Linked DNA regions of Homo sapiens: region 2 is linked to region 1. The links are chromatin loops, found by intact Hi-C in ENCODE. Cell type or tissue: GM12878. All regions are shown on one strand. Links, peaks and the distances in the headings refer to the core of each region. The heading gives the core; the rest is flanking DNA.

The links. Peaks named below come from ENCODE experiments on the same cell type or tissue, not always from the same donor. Only the 100,000 strongest peaks of a DNase experiment are listed, where the experiment ranks them.
Region 2: it touches region 1 in a loop (4-fold over the local background); 1 of 110 quality-filtered maps calls a loop at or near these places.

The regions. Positions count from the first base shown.
Region 1 is chr3:98,229,321-98,237,216 of GRCh38, reverse strand. LOC101929320 (a long non-coding RNA gene) reads left to right here. Exons shown (of 3, transcript XR_924257.1): 2 at 179-343; 3 at 1,369-1,692. Among named protein-coding and RNA genes, the nearest start is that of OR5H6, 31 kb to the left of the region's middle. RefSeq lists enhancers at 3,289-3,408, 3,469-3,528. In GM12878, for the core only: no CTCF peak of the experiment used is centred there; DNase peaks (open chromatin) are centred at 3,606 and 4,579.
Region 2 is chr3:98,554,174-98,558,173 of GRCh38, reverse strand. No RefSeq gene overlaps it. Among named protein-coding and RNA genes, the nearest start is that of GPR15, 24 kb to the right of the region's middle. RefSeq lists enhancers at 1,611-1,690, 1,821-2,140, 1,192-2,391. In GM12878, for the core only: no CTCF peak of the experiment used is centred there; DNase peaks (open chromatin) are centred at 595, 1,753 and 2,211; H3K4me3 peaks cover 3,618 bases; H3K27ac peaks cover 4,000 bases.

The DNA of each region.
Region 1 (7,896 bases), core at 1,870-5,869:
ATTGTAGTATTTGAAAGCATCATTAGGAATGATGTACAAAGTGACTATACGTTCTTTACAAGATGGCCAAGATCTAATCCTCTTTTTTGACACCCATGTCTTGGGGGCTCAGAGGTTACCTACTGCTATAGAAGCCAAAAAAAACAGAAACTCATTTTCCCATTCTTCTTGCCTCTAGAGTGAAGAAATAATTATCTAGGATGGCAATGAAACACACTGATCCTACATTTATAATATGGATAAAAGAAGAAAAAAAAGACAGGATCAAAAGTGGATTTTAGTTGTAAACTCAGCCATGGCAGCAATACAATGAATCCACTGAATGCATCCTTCATTTGACAGTGTGAGTTGTCAGATTATATCCAGAAGTGGGGATAAGGATACAAGAGTTAATTTTTAAGTGACTGACCTTAAGAGTTGTAGTCTAAGAATGTGATTAATTAGAAAGAATGAGTATTTCTATCAGAATAATCTGAATAATTCTTAGAATCATTATAATCAAAACCAGTTTCAATTGTTTAATGTCCTAGTTTGCCACAAGTTGTCAAATAAAGTCATAATAAGCTTAACAACAAAATAAAATATCATTAAAGGAAGAATGTTGTCTTATAACTATTTATTCTATCCATATCATAGTCATGAAACTAAAATATAGAGATAAGCCAGTAATAGTTATCTAATTTCAACCTGGCTATTTTGACAGTTTGTATACCCAATCTAAAATTATGGTAAGTTAAATAGCATTTTCAACATTTCTACAAAGTGTAATGAAAATTATAGATATTTTTTCTTACCCATATTTTGAAAGAAATTTAAGAGAGCCTCTAAAACCATTAGGCTTTCTAAAACAGAAAAAATACAATTGCATGGGAATGCCGATAACACAGGTAGCAATTCGTTGCCTATTCATTCTTTTTGGAGGCTTCTTTCCCCAAACTCAGGAAACTGCTGTTTATATAAATTTGGATTAAACAGAAGAGTCATTCAATTGTACAACTCTGTACATTTGCCAGAAGACGATTGAATGGAAAACTGAAATTCTCATAAGAGTACCAAGGGATTCTCTGGGGAACAAACTGAAGCTGTTCTTGTATGTATTGCGGATTTGGACATATATGAGAAGTCCAGATTGTCCCCAATGGCATTTAACTTCTGGAATCATAAACACTATTTCATGTAAACACTTCTAGTTTTAACAAATGAAATAATATTTTATATACCATTTACCACCACAGATGACACTTCTGTCATGTTTGTGTAAACTTTAGTTAAATGTGAAATTTACTCTTAGTGCTTTGATTAGTATAAGCTTGTCTAAGGTAATTAAAACATAGTTTTAATAAGGCCACATTTTCTGATTCCCTTTAGGAGACAAACCCAAATACAGTTGTCTTTCCCATGAAAACTGCAGCTCAAATTTTAGACATACACCTAGTTCTCCCATTTTATGCTAAAATCTGATGAGAAATCTTGTTAGACAGAGGTGAATGGATGAGCCAATGAAAAATAAAGACAAGGACTGCAGTGGGAGGTGCCCAAGAATTTTTCTGACATAAAAAGAGACACACAGACCAATGGAACAGAATAAAGAACCAGAAGCAAATCCACGCATCTACAGTGAAGTCATTTTTAACAAAGCTTCCAAGAACATACATTGGGGAAAGACAGTCTAATCAATAAATGGTGCTGAGAAAACTAGATATCCATATGCAAAAGAATAAAACTAGACCCCTATCTCTCACCATATCCAAAAATAAAATCAAAATGAATAAAAAGCTTCAATCTAATACCTCAAACTATGAAACTTCTATAGGAAAACACTGAGGGAAGTCTCCAGGACTTCTGGGCAAAGATTTCTTGAGCAATACCCTACAAGAATAGACAATCAAAGAAGACATGGACAAATGGGATTACATCAAGTTAAAAAGCTTCTGCACAAAAAAGGATACAATCAACAAAATGAAGAGACAACCCACAGAATGGGAGAAAATAGTTGTAAACTACTCACCTGAGAATGGATTAATAACCAGAATATATAAGGAACTCAAACCACTTTATAGGAAATAATCTAATAATCTGATCAAATTAAGGGTAAAAGATTTGAATAGACATTTCTCAAAAGAAGACATACAAATGGTAAGCAGGCATATGAAAAGGTGGTCAACATCCCCAATCATCACAGAAATGCAAATCAAAATGGCCTGGCATTTAGTGCCTGTGGTTTTTCCAGGCACACAGTGCAAGCTGTCAGTGGATCTACCATTCTGGCATCTGGAGGACAGTGGCCCTCTTCTCACAGTTCCACTAGGCAGTGCCCCAGTGGGGACTCTGTGTGAGGGCTCCAACCTCACATTTCCCCTTCGCACAGCCCTAGTAGAGGTTCTCCATGAGGGCTCTGCCCCTACAGCAGACTTCTTCCTGAACATCCAGGTGTTTCCATGCATCCTCTGAAATCTAGGCAGAGGTTCCCAAATTCTTTCCTTCTGCACACCCACAGGCCACAGGGAAGCCATCAAGGCTTGGGGCTTGTACCCTCTGAAGCAACGACTCAAGCTATACCTTGACCCATTTTAGCTACAACTGGAGCTGGAGTAGATAGGATGCAGGGTGCCATGTCCCAAGGCTGCAAAGAACAGCGGGGCCCTGGGCCCAGCCCATGAAACCATTTTTCCCTCCTAGGCTTCTTGGCCTGTGATGGGAGGAGCTGCCATGAAGATCACAGAAATGCCCTGCTGACATTTTCTGTACTGTCTTGGCTATTAATATTTGGATCCTTGTTACTCATGCAAATTTCTGCAGCAGGTTTAAATTTCTCCCCAGAAAATGGGTTTTTCTTTTCTGCCACATGGCCAGGCTACACATTTTCCAAACTTTTATGCTCTGCTTCCCTTTTAAAGATAAGTTCCAGTTTCAGAAAATCTCTTTGTTCACACATATAATCATACACTTTTAGAAACAGTCAGGTAACAAAACATCTTTAATGCTTTGTTGCTTAGAAATTTCTTCTCCCAGATACCCTAAATCATCTCTCTCAAGTTCAAAGTTCCACAGATCTCTAGGACAAGGGAAAAATGCCACCACTCACTTTGCTAAAGCATAGCACGAGAGACCTTTACTCCAGTTCCTAATAAGTTTCTCATCTCCATCTGACTATCTCAGCCTGGATTTCATTGTCCAAATCACTATCAGCATTTTGGTCAAAACCATTCAACAAGTCTCTAGGAAGTACCAAACTTTCCTTCATCTTACTGTCTTCTTCTGAGTCCTCCAAAGTGTTCCAACCTCTGCCTGTTACCCAGCTCCAAAGTTGCTTCCTCATTTTCAGGTATCTCTATAGCAGTGCCCCACTCTTTTGGTACTAATTTTCTGTATTAGTTCATTCTTACACTGCTATAAAAAGCTACCTGAGACTGGGTACTTTATGAAGAAAAGAGATTTAATTGACTCACAGTTCCATAGGCTGCACAGGAAGCATGGCTAGGAGGCCCCAGGAAACTTACAATCATGGCAGAAAGTGAACGGGAAGCAAGCACGTCTTACCATGGCAGAGAAGGAGGGAGAGTGAGCAGAGAGAGAGTGAGCAAAGAGAGAAGTGCCACACACTTTGAAACCGCTAGGTCTCGTGAGACCTCACTCACTATCACAAGAACACTAAGGGGGAAATCCGCTCCCATGCAATCACCTCCCATCAGGTCCCTTCCCTGACACATGAAGATTACAATTTGATATCAGATTTGGGGGAGAACACAGAAACACAGAGCCAAACCATATCAATAAACAACACAGAAGTCACTGAAAACTCTTCAGAAGGGTGCACTAAGCAGTATAATATGCATACATAGTTACTGACATTACACAAAATTAAATTATATTCCCGTCTACTTGTGTAACATAATGCTGGAAATAATGAGGAGGATGAAGAAAGATTTAAGGCATTCGGAATGTAGCATCACTAGGATATTGTAAGGCATTCAGAATGTAGCATCACTAGGATGCAAATATTTAGCCCCATATTTGATGGGAAAGTAGTATTCACTGAAGGAAAAAGGAGTCACTTTGTGAGTAGTTATCCAAAATAGAGACTAAGAATTCAGATGCATTGACATGTGTGTAGCGTGAACATGCCTTGAACATCGAGATGAGCTGGTTAGTATTAGTAATATAATATTACTAGAGCAATAGAAATAAAAAAATAATTTGGGTGTCATTAGAGTAGATGAGGGCATAGTTATGAATTATTTATCTATTAGAGAGTATACTGAGAAAAGAGAAGTATAGCAAGAAAAAAAAATGATGGTATAATGACCTAATTTTCTTTGGATATAGTAATAGGATTGCTAGTAATAGTATCGCTGGGTCAAATGGTAGCTCTGTTTCAAGTTCTTTGAAAAATTTACAGACTGCTTTCCACAGTGGCTAAAGTAATTTATGTTCCCACCAACAGTATATATGTGTTCCCTTTTTCTGCAGCCTCTCCAACATCTGTCTTTTTTTTTTTTTTTTTTTTTTTTTTGACTGGTGTGAGATGGTATCTCATTGTGGTTTTGATTTGCATTTTCTCTGATGAGTAGCGATAATGACCATTTTTTCATATGTTTTTTGACCACTTGTATGTCTTCTTTTAAGAAGTGTCTGTCATATTTGCTCATTTCTTAATGGGGGTATTTATTTATTTATTCTCATTGATTTAAGTTCCTTATAGATTGTAGATATTAGACCTTTGTTGGATACACAGTTTGCAAATATTTTCTCCCTTTATGTAGGTTGTTTTTATTCTCTATTGATAGTTTCTTTTGCTGTGCAAAAGTTCTTTAATTAGGTCCCACTTGTCAATTTTTGTTTTCGTTGCAATTGATTTTGTGGACTTAACCAAAAGTGCTTTACCAAGGCCAACATTAAGAGGGGTATTTCCTAGGGTTTCTTCTAGGATATTTATAGTATGAGGTCTTACGTTTAAAAACTTAATCCACCTTGAGTAAGTTTTTGTATATGTTGAAAGGTAAGGGTTCAGTTTTGTTCTTCTGCTTCAGGCTAGCCAGTTATCCTATCACCATTTATTGACTACAGAATCTTTTAACCACTGCATGTTTACCTTGAACTTGAAGGTCAGATGGTTGTAAGTGTGTGACTATCTTTCTGAGTTTTCTACTCTTTTCCATTGGTCTATGTGTCTGGTTTTGTACAAGTACTATGCTGGCTTAAAGGAAATCAGTGCGTGTAGAAATTAAGCAATTTTTAATGGCTTTAGTGAGAGCAATTTTCCTTAAGTAATAGAATAAACATCATCAAATAAGAAGTGAATGGGAAACAAGTAGCACAATAGTGTGGGAATGAGATAGAGTACTCAAAGGTATGTGAACACTTAGCATTAGTCTGCTGCTCATAGACTAATGTAATATTTTTTCTCCTGTAGAGTATTGAAAAGTTCTCAAGAGAAAAGATAGATTGAGATGAGAGAAGAGGAAGATGTTGAAAGGAGAAAAGGGACAGGAAAAGCAGAAACGGAGATTTGTGTGGGTCAAATAAAACAGGAAGGAGGAAGGAAAGATAGGTAGAGAATCATGAAGTCATAGATGGGTAAGCGCAAAAAAGACAAGCCACAAAATAAAAAGAGAGGAAGTATCAGAGATTCATTAAGGCAAAATAGAGGCAAAGACTCAGAAGTTTCGTTTGGATGTGTGCATTGACCCTAGTGTTCATCAATACCAGCTTGAGCTCTGAGTCTTTTGTAAAAAATTAAAAGTTTATTTTTCCTGTGGAATTTGTGTATGATAGTCTTGGACTTGAAATTTTACTCACAAATTTCCCACTGTTCATGAAAATATTGAAACTGAAAGTTTAGTTCATATTTAAATTTTGATCTTCCTTTTTGTTAAAGTAATTAAAACTAAATTTCTCAAGAAACTTTGCTGGTTTTGAGAGCACTTTATTCTCCACCAGCTTTTTGTTTTTGTTTTTGTTTTTTTTGCAGAAAGAAATCAGCCAAAGACTGAATCCTGATACAGAAAATATAAAGAACAAATGGCAGCAATTCCAATTTTAAGTAAATTTTTATATGGAAAACATTTTCTTCCATGCAATCCCAAATCACAAAATAATGAAAAATTCTCAAAAGTTTTTACTGGAATACTTTTAAATTTGTAAGTGCTGAATAAGTTAGGGAAAGTATGTTTTCTGATATGTATATATATATATGTATTACTATTCATATATAAAATGCTGAATAAAAATATATGTATCTCTACATACTGCTGTATATATGTATCTATATAAAAGATATTTAAATTATTGCCAGAAGTTATAGAGAAGTTAATGTTTAATTGGCAGATCTTAAAATTTTAATCAGAATGTGTGATTACACAGAATATACATTTATATCAGAATCATCAGAAAGCTTTTTTATATAAGAACCATAATGAAAGGAAAGTTTAAACTGAGTTTTAAACCATATCACATTCTACTTAGGCCAGGGATGGTGGCTCACACCTGTAATCCCAGCACTCTGGGAGGCCAAGGCGTGTGGATCACCTGAGGTCAGAAGTTCAAGACCAGCCTGGCCATGGTGAAACCCCATCTCTACTAAAAATACAAAAAATTAGCCAGGAGTGGTGGTGTGCACCTGTAATCCCAGCTACTCAGGAGGCTGAGGCAGGAGAATCGCTTGAACCTGGGAGGTGGAGGTTGCAGTGAGCCAAGATTGCACCATTGCACTCCAGCCTAGACAACAAGAGTGAAACTCCGACTAAAAAAAAAAATTCTACTTAACCAGAACTTATCATACAAAGTGATTATAGTTGGGATAACAAGCTAATAAGTCATCATTATAAAAACTCATTTATCGAGAATTTTGCTTATCTAGATTTTAGTCATGATAATAAAACATGAAGATTATTTACTCTTTTTTAATTTGTCCATAATTTTAGCATGCTGTATATTAAATCTAAAATTATTATGAATTACATTGCATTTTAAACTTTAAGAAGAATAACAGATATTATAAAATAATATCTCTTTTACCAATATCATAGGAAATTATGGAGATCCTTTGAAAGAGTTTGGCTTTCTAAAGTAGAGAAAAATATATAATAGTACAGAACTGATAATAACACAGGTAGCAATTCTTTGTACACTGATTCATTTTGGAGGCTTCATTTCCAATCTCAGAAAAATGTTTATATAAACTTGGCTCTATGTGGGTTCAACACAAGGGTTCATCAATTGTATATCTCCACTGTGCCGGGACAGGAAGGTGTAGAGAACTGGAGCATCCCTAAGAGCACCTTAGGATTCCCTGTAGGAGAAAGTGAAGATCTGCAACTGGGCATTGTGGATTTAGATGTGTATAAGAAATGCAGATCATCCTACAGTGTACTATGGACTTCAGAATCATAAACATTAAGTCACTATAAGCCAATTCTTGCTATTAACAATTGAAATTACACTTTATTCCACCATTATCCACAACACATGACACTTCTGACATCTTATGCAAACTTCAGTTTATAAAATTGGATGCTCTGAATGCTGTGATCAGTATAGTGTGATCTCAGCTAGTTAAAACCTGGTTTAAATAAGGCCAAAGATCTAGATTCCCTTCAGAAGCCAGCCCCAAGTAAAATTGTCCTCCTCATGCAAACTGAACCTCAAATTCCAGACATATATCTTCCAGGCAAACTTATATCTGATGAGAAATAAGGGGTTTTACTAGGAAAAGGTCGGGGGAAGAAAAAGGTAAAATAAAGACAAACTTGCAGTGTATTGCCTCTTAGCTGGTGCTGTCACTATGTCTTAATACTGCCATTCTATCATCCTATTCATTAGTGTATATATATATATATATATATATATATATTTTTTTTTTTTTTTTTTTCCAGAGGCCAGGTGTAAGTCTTTGAC
Region 2 (4,000 bases), core at 1-4,000, 320 kb before region 1:
AACTTAAAATAAAATAAAATTAAATTTAAAAAAATGTTTGCAAACCACTGAGCTGAGTCTTTATCAAGACGGGAGGATGGGTGGGGAAGAGAAAGATGTGTCTCTAATTCACTTACAAAGTTGCAGTTTCTCCTTAGATCTTCAATTCTCCCACCCACATAATCCCACATATTTTAAGTACTAAATGCCCTCATCTTCTGTATTTCTGTTTGTTCAAATTTTCTTTTTTTTTCCTACCGTTAAAAACTCATCTCAGAGTAAAAAAATGAGTGGTTGTGGGGAGTAGGGGGGATTAATAGGTGGCACACAAAGGATTTTTAGGGCAGTGAAACTACTCTGTATGATACTGTAATGGTGGATGTATGTCATTACGCATTTGTCCCAATCCATAGAATATACAACACCAGGAGTGAGCCCTAATGTAAACTAACAACTTTGGGTTATTACAATGTGTCACAAAAAAACCTCATCTCATATCCTTTGTCATATTAAGGTGCAAATAACTGATGAAAAATTCAAGTGCTACAAGGAAGCTGTGTAGCTGACAGGCTAAAGCTCCAGTTCAGCTTGCAAGTGGGTGTGAGAGTCTACGGCAGCTCACAACCTTCCCATGAATCATAAGAGGATGGGAGTGGAGATGAGAGGTGAGAGGCAAAACTGAAAGAGGAGAGGATTTGATTTGAAGGCACAAGATTTGGGTTCTGGTGGTGGCTCTATCACTTCCTGGATGAGTGATCTTGAGAATTCCCTGAAACTCGTTTTTCTCACCTGAGTAACAAGCTTAAGAATAGCACATTCTATCTGTGCTTTAATGAGGATAAATTGAGATAATATATGAGGACATGCTTCACTAATTGTAGTTATACAAAAATGCTGGTTATTGGTCACAAAAAAGGCAGATGTGCTTTTGAAACATTCAGACTACGGTTTGACAATGGGGCCAGTCTGCCTGTATTCCATCATTTTTACTCTCCTTTTCTATTAACTCCATGTGTCCACTTTCTCATCCTAAAATTGGAATAAAAATATTTACTCTCCTGGTTGCTTAAAGGATTGAAATAGAAATGCATGTAAAGTAGAAAAGTATCTGTCTCTCCCCGTCTCTACTCCAGTAAGTGATCAACCAAAGTTGTTGCAATTTCCTTCCAAAATCCACAGGCAATGACATTAATCTGTGTTATGCTCAATCAAAAGGCATGCCCCAGTGACCCAGAAAAGAAGAAACCTGTGACATTCCCATTATTTCCCACAGGGCACTGATCACTTTCTACTTCTCCTAGCTCACCGTGTCCATCACTCATTCCTCAACCCTTTGGGTGGGAATGAGGCATTTGCCCCTACCAGTCTATTAAAATTGCACCTAAATTTACCTTAGAGGAAGTAAATTATAAAGAGCTCTTTGGACTGTTAAAAGTGAAGTGATGTATTTAGAAAGCGAGAGAATTTAAAAATACAGAACCATGATCAATTCTGTTTTAACTTGCAGTATATAGTTGAGAGCATGGTGTACAGGTGGGAACTGGAAAAACTGATTATTTGTTACAGTTGTTATATTTCTGAAAAAGGTGTTTATTCTTGTTTTCTTCACATCTGTTTCCAGTTGCCACTTGTCTTCTTGGGTGGAAATAACTTCTTTTCTATGAACTGGCAGAGTTTCTCTGGGTGTGGGGAGGTTCTGAACTTTGCGTGAGAGTGCTCTCCTTAGTTCAGTAATGAGATCAGTCACCAAGTCACCCCTTTGCTCTCTGGTGATGGCTGCCACCTCTTGCTTTCATGAGAAATGATAAAGCAAATGAGTCAGTGCCTAGGACCCTTCAAGAATGGCACGCGATGCTCAGCTAACCTCAAACCTTAGCTCTAGCTAAGGAGGTTTCAAAAAAAAGCCTTTGAGAAACTCTCCTTCCAGAAATACAGGCATGCATCTGGCTTCCTTCTCTTTTTCTCTATTGGCCTTTTATTTGGCGTTCTGGATTTCATTTAACTTTTTAAAAACACTGAAGTATGATTTTTAGTTTGAATAAAAAAGCAGTGATGTAGTAACCTGTGATCTTCCCCTTTAAGGTAAGATTCTGCAAAATTTTATGAAAAGACAATGTAGTTTTGCATAGTAGATGAGGGCAGAAATGTTTACTTTCCTAATTACCAGTTACCTCCTGGTCAACAAGTACAATCTGAGATCTTTTTGCTTACGTAGCGCTGTCAATTTCCTTTTTTCACCTGAGATAATCTTTTGTTTCGATAACTGTTTTCATAACCCATGCCGTGTTTTTTCCTCTGTTGTTTTTCTTTTTCTTTTTCTTTCTTTTTTTTTTTTTCAGACGGAGTTTCGCTTTTGTTGCCCAGGCTGGAGTGCAATGGCGCCATCTCGGCTCACCGCAACCTCCGCCTCCTGGGTTCAAGCGATTCCCCTGCCTCAGCCTCCCGAGTAGCTGGGGTTACAGGCATGTGCCGCCATGCCCTGCTAATTTTGTATTTTTAGTAGAGACGGGGTTTCTCCATGTTTGTCAGGCTGATCTCAAACTCTCGACCTTAGGTGATCCGCCCGCTTCAGCCTCCCAAAGTGCTGGGATTACAGGCGTGAGTCACCACGCCTGGCCCCGTTTTTCTATTTTTTAAACTACAGTAATTCTCTTTGATTTAAATATTTGTAAAGATATGTACAATAAAACTATTCTTAAATCATAGGGGAAAACAAAATATGGAGCAATAGAGCAATTCTAAATGAAATGCAAGCCTAAACTACTTTTTTAACAAGCTTTGTAAATAATCACTTGTTTGCAAAGGAGGTGGTGATTCATGTGAGAGGAGTAGAAAGAAAGATTTTGGTCCCTTTGAAATTTTATTATTGTTCTTCTAAGTACATCGTCTAGAAAGAAAGCAAACCAATAGCGTTTTGGAATTGTTTAGTCACTAATTGTATTCCATGAGCATTCTTTCTGGTTCACTGGAATTCAGTGTATAAGTCTGGGGACAAAGTGAAGCTCTGAAGTTATGAGCTTTGGACAGCAGGATGGCGAATTAAGGTGGTGGAAAAGGAAACTTTGATGTTGGAGAAACTGGTGTAGCTCAGAACGTAGAACAGAAAAAGCCAACTATTTGGCCAAAGTATCCATCTTTTAAAGAGATACAGTTTTAATCAAGTGAACAGGTAGGACTTCAGTCTGGGTGTTTATTTTTGTCTATTTATACAAATTCTTTATCACTCAGATCAAAGAGTTTGCATTAGGTAGTATTATGTTTCTATATTTTCTTAAATCAATATACACAATGAATTGTTATTAGATCATAAGAAATGCCAAACTGGATCAGATTTACAATTCATCCACCCAAATCCTACCTGTTTTAGACCAATCCAGGGATATTATGTATGGCGACCTGGTGGTTACTCTCCAGACAATTTTTAAAGTCTAGGATGAGCCTATATACAATGCCTAAAACAGTATCTGGCAAGTGTTTGGCTTGGTAATGGTTGATGTTTGTTGAACAAATGAGTGAAAGATAAAAATCTACCATCATGCAATTATCTACATTCTCCTGAAGCTAATCTTTTGTGTTATGTATCGTGTATGACAAGTCTTTTGTTCTAAGTGTATTACATTGTCTTTTTTCCCTTTTTTCTTTCCTTTCGTTAAAGTGTATTTACATTGTCTTAAAAATTACTTATCTTAAGCATCAAGAGAGTTCTTTTCCAACTTTAGTGTTACAGAATTTGATTTGATTAGTCTTAAAGCATTAGACAAGGAGGGAATGATGTACCCCCTCATTTGATGTGCTCCCCACCCCAGTTGAACCCCAGTCTTACTTGGAAGTGGAAGGATTCTGGCTCAGGTTGTAAACAGTAAACCATAAGAAGACAAACTGTTTTGCAGAGTATTTTTAGTAAGTAGCCTGGCCTACCTAAAGGATAAATGTTAATTAGTTATGATTTCTACTTAACATATGGAATGTTACAAGATTAACAGGAGCAGATAAGAAAGAGAAGCATAATTGATTAGTAATG